Regions from separate parts of the Homo sapiens genome. Here region 1 is linked to region 2. A link is a loop called in an ENCODE intact Hi-C map of the cell type or tissue named here. Cell type or tissue: sigmoid colon. All regions are shown on one strand.

Region 1 (2,500 bases), 450 kb before region 2:
ATCTGTGTGCATAGGTTGAATGAATCAATCACTCTGCAAATATGTATTGAGCTCTCGCAAGATGCAAAGCCCAGTGTACTGGTTACTAGAAAAACAGATAAAGTTGATGGATCTTATACGTGGCAGTGGGCTGGATTTAATGACCTTGAGGTTTCATCCAGTGCATTTTTCTACAACTCATGTGCATTTCTTTTGAAACTTACACGTCACATCCACAAGCCGAATAAAACTCCTCAAGCTGCATTTCTAGGATGATCCCCCGCCACCTCTCCCTGAGGGCCTGAAAAGTTGTATGCTGCTGATTTCTGGTGCGGGCAACTCCTGGGCAGGGACAAGGATGGCTCCAGATGGATGGATGCCTTTGTGGAGGGCTCCCTTTTATCCTTAGTTGTAAGCCGCCTGAGCAGTTATATTATAAATGGGTAATTTACCGCCTCATCCCCAAGGCCTCTTCTGTGGGCTCTTTCATGGACACTGTTACCAAAAGTTACCAATATGCCTGGTGCCTTTGATATTTGTGGGCACTGCAGACCAGAGAAAAAGAGTTGCTGCCTTGTACAGCTGCACACTGGCTTTCACATGTCCTGCAAATGGGTACCTGCCAGCCATCTTCCCCAGATGTCATACTGACCATTGATTTTTTTTTTTTTCTGCTTGCTATTGCAGTTATTAACTACAGTGAGGCCTGGGCACTTAGCTCTCCACTTTAATTATTCATCCTTATGAAGAAAAATTTCCCCCGTGTGCTTTATTGTCCTCCAGCCCCGACCTGAGCTCACGCAGACTCTTCCTTCTTTCCCTCCCCAAAGTGGCTTGTGTGTCGAAGGGCTTTCCACTGGGGTGCTTATTCCATTTATGCCTTTAGTATGCATTTTGTGTTCTGCCAAGGGGGTCAGGAGGGCACATGGAGAAGCCAGATGGCTTACCTCTTCCCTCAGGAAACACGCCGCTATTTAGCTGGGCACCTTCCCAACTCAAGGCGGGGTGAGATTCCACTGTTGGAGAGAGAGTTGGTTCAAATGCCACTGTCCCTGAGATCACAGCTCCAAGTTCCTCTAGGCTATGCACTTTTCTACTTCTCTGCCACTTGCTGGAGTTTTCTGCCAGAAACAGCCTTTTAGGAGATATTAGAAAGGGGGGTGGGAAGGGAGGGATGGGAAAAAGCAACTCTTGTTATTTATGGTCCTCGTTCAGGCACAAGTTTCTGTTATTTTAATCCGGCTGAAATAAGAAACCATAATCCATGGATGAAAAGATGGTGGACAAACTCAGTTAAATCTTGAGCACCCTGAGGATGTGTGTTTTTCCCTATTTCTGGTTTTTGACGTTCCTTCCCTGCTGCCATTTCCCAACTTTAACTTTTGAAAAGCCAAGCAGTTTGGCTGGCCAGGCCCAGGGAACTTATTTGTATGCAGCACAAATTTCAGAATCTGTTCTCAGCCTGTGCCGAGTGAAAAATGGCCTGCATTTTCTTGATAGCCCATGTGGTTGTAAAGAATAAATGGCTAATGAATTACAGATGAACATTGACGCAAATTAATCTTCCCGCTGTCCCTGGGTTATATGGCAGCCATTTAAAAGTTTAATCAATACACTAAAGTTGAAAACATGCAGGCACTGCAGTTGTTTGGATGTAATAAACATCAGAGGGAACCGGGAGGTTTGCACCCAGTCCATGTATCATAATGACAGGTATTTATGTTTAATGGACTAAATATTTTTTATTGGAAGGGAGCAAATGTCAGCTTAACTTTGTGAGCCCCGCATTCAACTTTCCTTTGAGGTTGGTGAAAGACGGCTGACGTGTCATTGGAAATGAAATGTTAAGGGAGAAAAAAAGCACAACGGAGACAAAGCGAGGATGGGAGCCGTTTGGAGACGTGGTGCAGCGCTTACATTCTGCAGCAATTCATTAACGAAAACGTAAACTCTGATATTTCTAATGTTGCTGTAAAATGGTTTACTAGGAACAACTTTAATGGTTATTAGTGAAAACAAGTACCCAGATCTGCCAGATATCCTTTTCAGTGCAGGCTTTTGTTTGAAAACTCTTTACCAGGTCATATTTGCTGGAGATTTATAATTAGTCTTTTTCCTTAATGTGAGAAGTGGAGGAGAAACAGCGTGATGGCTCTCAGCTCTTGTATTCCATAGATCTTTCCTTTTGAACGGTGTCCAATGACTTCGAATAACCATGTGTTCTCTTTTGGAATACTTATATCTTAATTACTTTTCAAGTCAATATTTTGTACCTCTGCCGTGAGTCTGGAAGGACCAGGGTAGCTAAAAGAGAAAGGAAATTGCCAGTGGCAGTGCCATCTCGCTGGACAAAAACAGGCTGAGACACAGGAGAGCAATGGCTTCACTTGAACAGAAAAATACAGACTTAGTTCAGCTTTTCATTTTTTTTCCTCCACATATAAAATAAACTAAATATGTCAGTGGAGCATGGGGTCTTAGAAAATAACACACACTTTATAAAAATAATTAGAAACGTTTT
Region 2 (2,500 bases):
AACTCAGAAAGATCATCCATCGTAATCATACTGCATTTAAAGTGGGATTTGTTCTCCAAAATGAAACTTGTGTTTAAAGGTTTCCTCCTGCACTCACAGCCTAAAAATGCAGATCTGTTCCCTGAAGAGATGGGGGAAAATGTCTCCAGCTTAAATATATGAACGCTGTGTAATGGAGACCATTACATATGGCTTAGGTCCCTCAAGAGAAGCAGTGATAACTTCTTTCTCATAAGTAGGATATAAACCATATTTAATTATCAGCCTTTATATGGATCCTATCAATTTCTGCATAAAGAAAGCAGATCTAGGAAAACTTTTAGTTAAGCTATAAAATATAATTTTCATTTCATGGCTTCTGTGACTACATGAGAGGAATAAAAATGGAATTAAAAGGGAGACTTAAATTTACTCACTTTCATGAAAGACAAACGTGTTGAAGTAGTGGGCCACTACCTCATGACGATGCAAATTTACAAGCTCTTATTTAACCTACATTTTGGCTAATTACAATACACCTCCATCTATGGCATTTTCACTTGCCTTCATGCTGCGGAAGCCACATGAAGATATGATCCTTTAAAGAAACCTGACTTCTTTAGAACACAAACAAGTTCAGGAATCTAACGTGGAATTTTATAGGAGCTGAACTCCATCCAGTCTCCAAGTACTCATAAAATTCAAGGGCTTGTTTTTGCACATCCCTAAGTATAACACTTAATGTGCTGTTGTAACTTCCCAGCGCTCCCTTGTCTAATAGGCACTGAATCTAACAGTTTTACAGTTTGGGAAGACTCAGTGCTAGAAAAATGTCAGGCAAGTCTAATGAGGCTTCAGATCCCCTGGTTTGCGCTAGAGTTTAATTTAAAGTTACAATGATGTTTTAACATGTTTGCTTATACTTGACTAAAGAGGATTCGTTATTTCAATGACATAACCTCCAGACAATGTTCTGAGAATTGATTTAAGATGTGGTGGTAATTCCAACAGCCTTAATGCAGAGTTGAACATCTGTAACAACATTTTACTCGACTTTTCATCAGCATTCTGTTTTCAAGCAAAAGCAACGTCTTCCAGAAACACTGGCCAGAACTCTGGGCTTACTTCAAAATGATTACATATTTCACTAGATTTTTAAAAAAAGAAATATCTTCCTTTATCAGCCGCGCCAGACTGCAAACACTGTGTCAGGGTTTACCAAGCCTCTTTATGGTCCTTGGAGTGAAATGGGGCAATGATTGCAACTCCCAGCCTTCCCTAATTCAGTCTAATGCCTGCATTAGATGGACCTGATGCTCAGCTCTAGCCTGGGGCACATTCCCTCTGCCCTGTTTCCCCAGTGAGATTTAAGGGGATGATGCCCTTTAAGATTTAAAGGTGAGTTTATTGGCTGGAGTTAAAAAACAGTTCAAAGCAAATAAACTCAGAAACGTAATAAAAGGCAAACAACTCATAAACATGAGTCAACCGCTATCTCCATTATGTTATTAATCACCACATCTGGAGAAACCCACATCTGTACACACTTAGCAGGTCATTAGTAATGTCATATTCACACTGGAGTCACTCAGAATAAGAGTCATGCAAAGTGGTTTGAACACAAAGGCATCTAGCTAACAGGGCTTCCGACTGAAGTCTTGCACAAGCTGCCAGTTTGGGGGTGAGGTCGTTTTAATTATTATTAATCGTTTTTTACGGTTTTCCCTTTTGGTATTTTGCTGCCCAACAAGCTAAGTGCAAGCTGAAATCCACAGTAGTGCATCGCTCTTCTTCAACTGAGCTCAGCATGGTAAAGTAGAATGTTGAGGGCTGCAGGGTAGTTATTAAAAATGGGAATGGGTCCCAGTCTTCCTTCACCTGGCTCGGTCACAAGCCGAGAATTGGGAGTCTCCTTCTTGAACTCAAATGGATCTTTGGAATAGCGTGATCTAGCTGCAACCTTGACTGCCAAACAATAAGGAGAAAAGAAAATGGAAATTAATCCATAGTGAAATTTCTTTTAGAAAAGTTCCAAACAATTTTAACATTGAATAGCTTTGAATCAAACTGGAAGTTTCTCCCTCACAGCTGAATTGCCATTTTTTTCCCTTTCTTTTACCCTGATGACTTCCTGCAATTCTTTTTGCCGTCTTATTGTCATCTGTATCAGTAGGGATAATACTTCTGGAAATTCAGAAGACAATCTTCTTGGTATAATTTCCAAAAATATACTGAGTTCCCCGTCACCCCACAACATGTACAGACACCGAAAACTCAGTTTAGCAGCAGGATCAGACCCATTCTTTCCTGAAGTCTGCTAAAACAAATTCTACTGAATAATCATTATATTCCGAGTCATCAATCCTTGGTGATAAACTTTTGCTGTCTGTCTCGAACTGCCGGCTTGGTCAGCCCCCTTAGTTGTGGTATCAGTGCCTAACATTAAATGCCGTGAGTTTGCCACTCCTCAGAAAGACAGATCCACGGCATTTCCTTCGGCCGTCAGCGACACCAGTGAAAA

The links. Hi-C counts contacts between places; a loop is a spot of excess contacts. Peaks named below come from ENCODE experiments on the same cell type or tissue, not always from the same donor. Only the 100,000 strongest peaks of a DNase experiment are listed, where the experiment ranks them.
Region 1: it touches region 2 in a loop (6-fold over the local background); 2 of 110 quality-filtered maps call a loop at or near these places.

What each region holds. Positions count from the first base shown.
Region 1 is chr10:76,522,471-76,524,970 of GRCh38, forward strand. The region is part of intron 6 of LRMDA (leucine rich melanocyte differentiation associated); the gene reads left to right. Among named protein-coding and RNA genes, the nearest start is that of KCNMA1-AS1, 360 kb to the right of the region's middle. RefSeq lists an enhancer at 364-2,500. In sigmoid colon, no CTCF peak of the experiment used is centred here; DNase peaks (open chromatin) are centred at 931, 1,411, 1,701 and 2,298.
Region 2 is chr10:76,972,630-76,975,129 of GRCh38, forward strand. The region is part of intron 19 of KCNMA1 (potassium calcium-activated channel subfamily M alpha 1); the gene reads right to left. The region is part of intron 2 of KCNMA1-AS1 (KCNMA1 antisense RNA 1); the gene reads left to right. Among named protein-coding and RNA genes, the nearest start is that of KCNMA1-AS1, 86 kb to the left of the region's middle. RefSeq lists an enhancer at 653-1,852. In sigmoid colon, no CTCF peak of the experiment used is centred here; a DNase peak (open chromatin) is centred at 1,142.